2 separate regions of the Homo sapiens genome follow, and region 2 is linked to region 1. A link is an interaction called in ENCODE POLR2A ChIA-PET data of the cell type or tissue named here. Cell type or tissue: HepG2. All regions are shown on one strand. Each heading gives the region's core, and the rest is flanking DNA. Links, peaks and the distances in the headings are about the cores only.

Evidence for each region. ChIA-PET counts read pairs that join two places held together with the same protein. Peaks named below come from ENCODE experiments on the same cell type or tissue, not always from the same donor. Only the 100,000 strongest peaks of a DNase experiment are listed, where the experiment ranks them.
Region 2: POLR2A ChIA-PET joins it to region 1 with 9 read pairs; 2 of 35 experiments call an interaction of 5 or more read pairs at or near these places.

Annotation. Positions count from the first base shown.
Region 1 is chr14:23,552,781-23,558,148 of GRCh38, reverse strand. THTPA (thiamine triphosphatase) reads right to left here and starts at 1,878. Exons shown (of 2, transcript NM_024328.6): 1 at 845-1,878. The coding sequence starts at 1,391. It also overlaps a transcript of ZFHX2 not described here. RefSeq lists enhancers at 836-885, 1,746-2,005, 1,564-2,498. In HepG2, for the core only: no CTCF peak of the experiment used is centred there; DNase peaks (open chromatin) are centred at 1,848 and 2,168; H3K4me3 peaks cover 1,752 bases.
Region 2 is chr14:23,110,506-23,115,873 of GRCh38, reverse strand. No RefSeq gene overlaps it. Among named protein-coding and RNA genes, the nearest start is that of CEBPE, 6.1 kb to the left of the region's middle. RefSeq lists enhancers at 1-1,108, 1,274-1,992. In HepG2, for the core only: a CTCF peak has its summit at 1,022 (motif pointing left); a DNase peak (open chromatin) is centred at 713; H3K4me3 peaks cover 685 bases; H3K27me3 peaks cover 4,849 bases.

The DNA.
Region 1 (5,368 bases), core at 154-5,153:
CTGGGCACATAGCAAGGAACTCAGTGTATGTTTGCTGAGGGGGCTCAAACAGCACTGCAGGGCTGTAAGGCCCCATGGGATGCACAATTCCTAGTGTGGATGAACTGTCTACAAGGGAATTATGCTTAGGAACAAATCTGCCAAATCATGCCCCACTGTCTCACATAACTATAATGTTATTGTCCTTTACAAAAAGCCAAAAGGACAAATTAAAAGGATCTAGGTAATTGTAAAACAAAAGGACAAGACTGGTTGGACTCTCAGTGTAGTGGGCAGTGCATCAGTCTCATGATCTGAAGATCCTGGGTCTGAGCCTCCCAGAGGGCAGCTTTTGTAAAAAGGCTTACTTTTTACTCCTTGTGGAGGAGTGGTGACTGAAGAAGAAGAAAAAAAAGAGATTGGGGGAAGGAAGAGTCAAAGCAGGGAACTGAGAAATGAAACTGAAGGAGATCTGGCTATAGGTATGAGAACTAAATGAGGCAGGTTGGCTGGAATTAGACACGTGGAAGGACTAGATCCAAATTAGCTACTGTTAAAGAGAAAACGAGATTTCACAGAACTGTAAGCAAACTTAGAAAATTGCTAAAACAATTCCCATTACAAAAATAATCCAGGCCAGGCACAGAGGCTCACACCTGTAATCCCAGCACTTTGGAAGGCCGAGGCAGGCAAATTGCTTGAGTCCAGGAGTTCCAGACCAGCCTGGGCAACACGGCAAAACCTTGTCTCTATTAAAAAAAAAATTTTTAATCCGGAGGCCCTCCCCCACTGCATGGTCCAGCAGGTGCCTCCAAAAGAGAAAAGTGGGGAGCAGGAAAAGCACAAAAGGGCCTGTCTCCCTCACCAAGCATGCTGCTGAGCCTGTGGATCTTCTCTAGGGCAGTTGGTACTTCAGCCTCCTCATGCACCAGGGCCTCTACCTCACCCACAGCGTAGCCAAAGTCGGCTGTATCCAAGTCCACCCTGAGCTGTGGCTCCTCTTCATCAGCTCCCAAGAGCACCAGCTTCCAGGCACTCCGCTTAGTCACAAAACTAGCTACTTCCTGCAGCCCCAGTGGGCCCAGCACAGCAGCCACATCTCCAGCCCCCAGGCCGTCAGCCCGCAGCACCTTACAGAGTTGGGCCACAATTGTAGGTTCCGCTGTGAGTTCCTTATACTCCGTGTGGGGTCCTAAGACACCTGCTGCTCCAGGACATTTGAGCTCCCATCCACTATCCTCTCGTCGTCGCAGCCAGTGGTCAGCCTGCATGAGGCTCAGCTCAGGGGTGTCATAGTAGGTGTCTCGGAAGGTGACCCGGTACTCCAGGGTGCCCCCCAACTCCTGCAGCCGCTCCTCTGTGCCAGGCCCTGGAAGGAACTTTCGCTCCACCTCAATCAAGCCCTGGGCCATGCTACCTGCAATTGGCTGAACAAACGTTTGCTGAGTTCCCAAGGATGCAAAGCCTGGTGCTCAGCTCCTGGGGCGTCAACTCAGTACAGAACCCCTCCCTGGAAAAACTTATGAGGGGCACACTGTGTCGCAATAGTCTCTAGGGCTACTGCCCTTTTCTCTCTACCTCGGTGACATTAAGGCCCCGTCGGTGATATTTTAAGGCTCTGACAGTGACAGGTCTCCAGTAAAATCCCTTCCACTGCTGCTGATGTCCTCAATCCAAAGAGACCCCTAGAAAGCAGGCCGGGTAGCGGGTGTCCTTTCAACGCCCCCCTCTCTACACCTTGCCACCCCAGGAGGCTACTGGCTCACGACCCGGGAGGACCTGCCCTTTCCTGCTACACTACCGGCCAGCGGAACTTCAGGTCTCACCTCAAAGCCCGAGAGTCTCCTCGCGGGACCCACAGAGGGGGAAGGGAGCCCACGCCATACACTCGCGAGGAATGCCGGGAGCAGTTCCGGATCCCGGACCTCGGCCCGACCCTCCGCGCGCCCGGCAGGTCCCGGCACCAGCGGCCATATTACGCCCGTTGTGGCGGTGCCGAGAGCAGGCCAGGGCTCGAGACACGCGCTATGTAATGGGAGGCCGCGACCCCCGCGGTGGCCAGGGGAGCGAGGCCGCCCCTTGCATTCTGCTCCTCATTGTTGGCCCCGCACGGCTCCCGGGGGCTGGTACAGGTCTCATGCCTGAGGCTGAGCCAGGCACCCCGAGGCGCGGATGCATGATGGGAGATGTAGTTCCAAAGGGAGACTTTGCCATCTCGCCCCGCCCGTCGCTATGGCGACAGGAAAGCTGCACTTGGTGCCTGCGGTACTCTACCTAAAGCTGAACTGGGGCTACAAGGCGGCGGGGAGAGTCGGGTGCAAGGAGCTCAAGCCCCAGTCCCGTCTCCAACACCCCCCGCCGCACCCCCAACGCAGGCAGATGGGCCTGGAATACAAGCCATTCACACCGTCCAACAGATATCTGCTATAGCAGCCAGCTAAGCGCAGGCCAGTGGCAATGGTGGCGAGGGGGGTTGGGGTGGGGGGAGGGAAGGGGGCGGGGGCAGCGCGTAATAAAGTCCAGTTTAGCTACTCTGGAGTTTTAGAGGGGATCTAATACCTCCTGGCATGAACGTTGAGGGTAAGAGTGGGTGAGAAACTTTCTGTCAGAGAATAAAGTGGTATTTTGGCCAGGAACTAAAGATATGATGGTATTTCAACAGTTGGAGACCTAGATGGAGACAGGAATAGCCTAAGCAAAGGCCCAGAAACTGGAGAGCACCTGGGTGGTACGTAAGGAGAAGACGAGGCTAGAAATGCAGTTGAGGGAAAAGCCTTGAGTGCTAGACTGAGGAGTTTGTCAGAGTTTCCAGCGGTCCCTAAGCAGTTTTTGTCAGGTGTAGAACTACTTATGTTCATTTAGAATACAGAAAGGCCGGTGCGGTTGCTCACACCTGCAATCCCAGCACTTTGGGAAGCCGAGGCAGGTGAATCACCTGAGGTCAGGAGTTCGAGACCAGCCTGGCCAACATGGAGAAACCCCCCCGGCCCGCCGTCTCTACTAAAAATGCAAAAATGAGCCGGGCATGGTGGCGCGTGCTTGTGTTCCCAGCTACTCCAGAGGCTGAGGCATGAGAATTGCTTGAACCTGGGAGGCAGAGGTTGCAGTGAGCTGAGATGGCGCCACTGCACTCCAGCCTGGGCGACAGAACGAGACTCCATCTGTCCCCAAAAAAATAAAATTCAGGAAAACATGGGGGTTGGCCCTTTGAATGCTTTGGGAGACAAAATATTAATAGAGATGATTCCTTCTTACTCCCTCTGAGGACTATGGTTATCTGGAGACTCTAACTATATGTCTGACCTTCCATGTGAGGAAGCTCCCTGAGGAACCGTGGCTCTTAACTCCTGGACTCCTTCCTATGATGGGTGAGAAGTGCCATGTTCTCAACACCTGCCCTCTCACCAGTATGTTTCTGGAAATACATGACCAGTGAGAGGTATTATAGGGAGAAGGACACTGGTTTAAAGACATGGCATTTTGGCCAGGTGTGTTGACTCACACTTGTAATCCTAGCACTTTGGGAGGTCGAGGCAGGAGGATCATTTGAGGCCAGGAGTTTGAGACCAGCCTGGGCAACATAGGAAGACCCTGTTTCTACAAAAAAAAAAAAAAAAAAATTTTAATTAGCCGGGTGTGGTAGTGCATGCCTGTGGTCCCAGCTGCTCAGGAGGTTGAGGCAGCGGGATAGCTTGAGCCCAGGAGGTCAAGGGCAGTGAGCTACGATCCTGCTACTGCCTGCACTCCAGCCTCGGCAACAGAGCAAGACCCTGTGCATAAATAAATAAACAAATGGCATCTTGAACTTGGAGTAGCTTGGGTCAACCTCTGTCCCCACTCCATGTTAAGCACTGTTGGTTAGGGAGAGAAGAAACCCCAGCTCCTAAAGCCTGCTTTTCATCCATCTTTTGCTTTCCGGTTTTGTTAACCTGGGATGAAGACCTAATTTTTCCTTATGTTATAAGATCCAATCCAGTGGGGCAAAAGCAGCAGCTTATTTGAACAGAAAGACCAGTTTCCGGAGCCAGACCTGAGGTCGACTCCCAGCTTCACTTTCTAGATGTTTGGCCTTCCGCAAGCTACTCCACTTTCCTAAGCATCTGCTTTTTTTTTTTTTTTTTTTTTTTTTTTGAGACAGAGTCTCACTCTGGCGTCTCAGCTCACTGCAACCTCTGCCTCCTGGGTTCAAATGATTCTCCCGCCTCAGCCTCCTGAGTAGTTGGGACTACAGGCACGTGCCACCCCACCCTCCTAATTTTTGTTTGTTTGTTTGTTTGAGACGGAGTCTCGCTTTGTCGCCCAGGCTGGAGTGTAGTGGCGCCATCTCGGCTCACTGCAAGCTCCGCCTCCAGGGTTCATGCCATTCTCCTGCCTCAGCCTCCCAAGTAGATGGGACTACAGGTGCCCACCACCATGCCCGGCTAATTTTTTGTAATTTTAGTAGAGATGGGGTTTTACCCTGTTAGTCAGGATGGTCTCGATCTCCTGATCTTGTGATCCACCCGCCTCCACCTCCCAAAGTGCTGGGATTACAGGTGTGAGCCACCACGCCCGGCCTGTTTTTGGTTTTGAGACGGAGTTTCACTCTTGTTGCCCAGGCTGGAGTGCAATGGTGTGATCTTGGCTCACCGCAACCTCTGCCCCCCGGGTTCAAGCGATTCTTCTGCCTCAGCCTCCCGAGTAGCTGGGATTACAGGTGCCCACCACCACGCCCAGCTAATTTTGTATTTTTAGTAGAGACAGGGTTTCACCATGTTGGTCAGGCTGGTCTCGAACTCCTGACCTCAGGTGATCTACCCACCTCAGCCTCCCAAAGTGCTGGGATTACAGGAGTGAGCCACCATGCCCGGCCAGCCTCTGCTTTTTCATTGAGAAAATGTGGCCTGCCTCACAGTTACCTGTGAGGATTCAGTCATAAACTGTCACATAGTATAAACTCAAAATGTTCATTTATCTCTCCTTTTTGTCATGTGAACTTCAGGGTTTTGTTGTGTTGTTTAAGAGAAGTAGGCTATAGCAGTTAGTATGGGCCCTGGAGCCAGACCATGGAGGTTTTTGAGTCCTGGCACTGTCACTTACTTATTGGCCATTGGACCTTGGGCCTGTTAATTCACTTGTTTGTGCCTTAGTTTCCTCAATAAATGAGACTATAATAGCATCTACCTCATGCTTGAGGTATTGAGAGGAGTAAACAATGTATGTAAAAGTGCTTGGAACTGTCCCTGTGCATTCAAGAAATCTTAAAAATTATTATTAGAATACAGGAGCGGCCGGGTGAGGTGGATCACCCCTATAATCCCAGGACTTTGGGAGGCTGAGGCCGGTGGATCACCTGAGGTCAGGAGTTCGAGACCAGCCTGGCTAAGATGGTGAAACCCCCGTCTCTACT
Region 2 (5,368 bases), core at 140-5,139, 440 kb after region 1:
TGAAAGGCTGAGTCAGACATCAAGGAATAATTTTCTGAGAAGGTGAGAGACTGGTGTCTGGATCATCCCAGATCTCTCTCCCTTCTTCAAATCTCCAGCGGTAGAGCCCTCCCACACCTCGGGCATCCGTGTGCGGCATGTCTACCTTGCCCAGGACTCAGTCCTTTTCCTGCCTTTGCCTCTGTGTCTCTCGGGCACCTCTGTGTCCTGGAGGCCCGTGCCCCAGGTCTGGTTTGGAGGGAGAGATCTGAACCTTCAGTGGAGGGACCGACTGGAGCTTCCTGAGTTCAGAAGGAGGGGAGGTACCAGTCTCTGTGGGCACCTGGGAGAATCCTCACACCTTCCTTTCAGCCCAGGGGGATAGGTTGCATAAGGGGGGTTTGTACAGAACATGGTAAATGACTCAACCTCCGGATTTCCTCCTCTCAGCTCAAGACCACTGTCCCTTGACTTACTTTCAAGGTTCTGGGTGATGGGACCTGGGTTGCTTCAGCATGAAGCCCAGGCTTTGTTCCCACAGCTCTGAATTGCTTCTCCTCTCAGGCCCCCGCTCACCCAGTCAGGTCCTCAGGGCCGGTGCCTAGTGGAGCCTTCCTGACTGGCACCCAGTCTGGGGGAGTCACATCCCCGTCTCCCCACTGTGATCCCAGCGTGACGTGCAGCAGCTGAACACATCCCAATCCTCTGCATCAGATCATATTCCAGGGGTGTGAGTCAGAGCCAGAGGGCACACTTCCTGAAAGAGGCTTTCAATCTGACCTCAATTGGTTTTGGCCAACGTAACTTATTCAACAAGTATTTGTTGAGTATCTTTTCTAGGAATGAGACAAGTTCTCAGCAGAAGGAGTAGGAAGAAAAAGTCAATAAACAAGTGTGCTGAATGTCTTCCTTTGCCCCTCCAGAACCCTCTCCACCCTTCATCACCCTACACAGTCCCCAGGTGGATGCCTCCCTACATCAACCAGCCTCTCATGGGGTGGGGGTGAGACTGGCAGGAGGAGAGTGGTGGGAGCCCCCTGCTGACCGGCGCTCTCCACAGTCCCTCCCAAAGGATTCCTGGCCCTCAGGCGCCCCCCGTGCTGGGCTAGCCCAGGGGACTTCACCACTCCAGGAACTTTCCCCAGATACTGTTGGTTCACATCTTCATAAAGCACCTTAATTAACTTCTCCTGCTTACTCCATTTGAATAGCCCATTGGGGAAACCACATAAACCAACAGGTAGGGAGGCTATTTTAGCTGGGGTGGCCGAGAAAGGTATCTCTGAGGAAGTGACATTTTAGTTGACACTTCAAAAATTTTGAGAAGGAGGCAGGTATGTCTTTGAGTGTAAGGGTGAACAGAGGGAAGGGTAAATGCAAAAGCCCTAAGGTGACCGAGAGAAAGGAAGCCAGGAGTAGATGCTGAATGAAAGAAGGAAGGAGAGGATAAGTAAGAAAAAGATGCACCTTCCCTCCAGAATGGGGCTGCAGGGGTTGCAAATGACTATTTTCATTCCCTCTGTCAAGGAGGATGGTGCCTAAGAAGCCGGGGCAGGTGGAGAGCAGGGTTCTCTCTGCCCCTGGATTCAGCTTCCCTGCCCCTTGGTCCTCCTGGCACCTTTACCACAGTAAGGTTGTCCCCACTGGGGAAGGAGATGACAGAAAGGAGCCCAGGGAAGGGCAGTTAGCCAAACCCTGCCTGGGGAAAGGCACCAGGACCGGGGACTCGATAACGTTTGAAAACCAGCAAATCAAGGTCCAAACAGCACACGCATGCAGTCCTATTGCTTCAGCGCCCACAGCTCAGGCCCACTTTTCTTTCTGGAGCAGAACTGGGGAGCAGAATGAGACTCCTGAGCTGAGAGACAGGATCTTAGGCCACAGGGAAGCTGCAGAGGAGAAGACAGACTGTGGGGAGACACTGCAGAGGGAGGAAGCTGCCCAAGGTGAGTCTGCCAAGGTCAGTCAGCGGAGGCAGTGGCTTGTGAAAGCTGCCCCCAACCCCCCTGCTCGGTGCACACCTCCCCACCCCTCTACACAGATTGCCACATGCCTGGGCCCCCAGGGCCCCCATCCCAGTGTTGCAAGATCCCGGTTGGGGTTGTGGGTGGAAAGGGGCCTCTTCACCTCCACCCCCTGCCGTGCTCCAAGCCAGTGAGGGGACTATGGGATGAAGGGGGCTGTTCAGGAGACGCTGAGGCAACAATAGGCAGGGCTGGCTGAGAGCCTGTGCGTCTCCTCTCGGACAGGCCAGTCACTTCCCATCACCCTCACCAGCACCCCCCACCCCCCGCAGACAGACCCCTCCTCCCGACTCAGCATGAGCTGCTCCAAAATGGGAGTGGCCCAAGCTGGACAGAACCCCTGGCTGACCTCTGTCAGCTGCTTCCATAAGCAGGCCTGGCCTGGCCTCAGAAAACCTCAGTGGCATATGAGAAATTCTCCCCAAGGGGAGAGGGTGTGGGTTTTCAGAGGAAAATGGCTACAACTTAACTTTATCAAAATGGCCATCAATTCTGACTTCAGAGAGCAATGGAAAGGTCCCAGGGCCTGGGAAGGGGCAGGCTTCTTGATAGGGAAAGACCCACCACAGAGCTGTAGCCTCTTGCTTCTCTTTTATTATTTATTTATTTATGTATTTATTTTAGGTCCAGGGACAGACTAGATTTTTCCCTTAGATTTGCTTCCCTTTTAGAAGAAACAGGGTTCTAGGGGTAGGTAGAGGCAAGCCACACATAGAATGGATCCATCCCCTACGCCCCATGAGCTAAGCTTCACCCTGGAGTCCTAAACTGTCCAAACCCCTATTGCTCACCACGCCCCCCCCACCACCACCACCACACACACACCTAGCACTGTCACCCCTGGCCAGGCTATCCAACCTTGCTGCAATCGGGACGGTTTGCAAAACGCCTTCTAGCTCCCGCTTTGTCACCATCTGAGGTTAGGACTGTACTCAGGAGATAAGCTCAGGCCCCACCCGCTCGTCCCCAGCGAGACTGCTGGCCTGCTGCAATCGGGACGGTTTGCAAAACCCCTGCTGGCTGCAGCTCTGTCACCATCTGAGGTTAGGGCTGCACCCTAAGATAAAGCCTAGCTCCTCCCTCCAGCCCTGCCTTCAAACCTCACAGGCAGCATGGTCCCAAGAAACAGAGCTCCTGGGAGCCCACTCAGGGTCTGGAAGCATTACACCAGTGCAAAGACCCCTTCTCCTTGGTCCTCCCCTCACCCCTTCTCCCCTCCATCCCCAGCCTCACCTTTGCATACTGTCCTCATTACCATCCTCTCCTCACTCTCCATCTACTCACCTTCTATCTTCTATCCTCACGCTTCCATCCCTCACCTCCCTCCTGCCTTCTCACCACATTCATTTACTCAAAAAATACATACTAAACACCTACTTGAAGCCAAGCACTTTGTTATAGAAGCTATGGGACACATAAGGAGAACAGTCCCTGCCCTTTGGGGGTTTATAGATTAGTGAGAGTGACAAACATAAGACCACAAACAAATTGTGGGCAGTGTCATCTAGCAAAAGTAAAGGGGTGACTGATGGCCGATATTAACATGGGTATCTGATTTAAATGTGAGGGTCGGGAAAGGCTTCTTTGAAGGGATAACATATCGGCGGATATCTAAATGATGAGTAGGAATTCATCTGGCAAAAAGTGGGGGTTCCCAACAGAAAGAAAAGTACACACAAAGGTTCCCAAGCAGGTCCTTCTCATTCACTGACTGAAGGCTGGGGGTGCAGGGCAAGATGCTGGGAAGAGGCAGAGAGGCTTGAAGAGGCTGAGGCCAGAAGCTCCCTTAGATGGGATTCAGAGCATCAGAGGGAGAACCAGCCTTCCAAGGGAAGAAGACGTCTCCTCTTTTTTAACAAGAAACAGAGGAGATGGCAACAGAATCAAATACAAATAGGTTTGTAGCAAGCCGGGGCTGTTCCTATCTTATGGCTTTTATTTTCACCATGAAAGAAGAGATAACCAAAAGTCACTGAGCAGGAGGGGAGGCTGGAGGTTTGAAAGTATAAAATCCAGCCGGACGCAGTGGCTCACGTCTGTAATCCCAGTGCTTTGGGAGGCTGAGGCGGGCGGATCACAAGGTCAGGGATCGAGACCATCCTGGCTAATACGGTGAAACCCCGTCTCAACTAGAAATACAAAAAATTGGCTGGGTGTGGTGGCGGGCACCTGTAGTCCCAGCTACTCAGGAGGCTGAGGCAGGAGAACGGTGGGAACCCAGGAGGCGGAGTTTGCAGTGAGCTGAGACCGAGCCACTGCACTCCAGCCTGGGCAACAGAGTGAGACTCCATCTCAAAAAAAAGAAAAAAAAGAAAGAAAGTATAAAATCCTAGTTGGTGAGGGTAGAAGAGGGAGCTCATTGCTGAGCTTTCTGACTTGAAAGCGCCCAACTGAAGCTGACGATGACCACTTTAGAGTGACATGTCCTCTGGGATGATTTTGTCCAGTGGTCCTTAGGTGCTTGAGAGCAAGTGCGGAGAAGACAAATGTTAGGTCCATCTAGAGTTGAGACTTAACCAGGGAGATGAGATGGAAAGGACAGACAGGGGAGAGGAGTTGAAGGCATTAACAAAAGGGGATTGCAGTGGTGAGCCTGGAACCTAAGGCAGAGAAGGTGAGATGTGAAGATGGGAAGGGCTGTGGTTCCTCATGAGCTTAATAGAACAGCTGCTGGGTGCCAGCTTGAGCAAACCACCATAAGGAAAGGAGATTCTATCAGCGTGGGATGTTTGATTCCGTTATTTCATAGGTGCTGCAGTTTCTGGTGGTGATAAGGCTCTGGGTATGGCCCTGGGAGAGGCTCACTAGGAGGAATAGAGGAGATTGTTAGAGACAGAGGGTGAGGGAGCTGAGAGGCCAGCCTGCCAGGGGGAGCATCCATATGAATGATGACCCCACCTGGACGACAGCTCTCCTCCTACCAGCCTCTCTCCACAGTCGATATTTCTGTCATCTCCACCCAGTTCCTCATCAACATCCTCTCTCCTTATCCCTAATTTCCTACCACCGCACCCTTTTCCTCTTCTTCATCCCATCCTCTCTAACTTCTGTTCTTTTGTCTAATCTCATCCTCTCTTATCCTCCCATCCTCTCTAACTTCTGTTCTTTTGTCTAATCTCATCCTCTCTTATCCTCCCATCCTCTCTAACTTCTGTTCTTTTGTCTAATCTCATCCTCTCTTATCCTTCCATCCTCTCTCCTTATCCCCATTCTCTCCTCATCATCTTCTTTTCTCCTTGCCCTCTTCCTCTCATCACTACACACTGGAGAAGCAGGATTACACAGTGGGTTCAAGCGCGTGCTGAGGTGCCTAACTATGTCGGTTCAACTCCTATACTGCCACTTACCACCTATGTACATTGCCT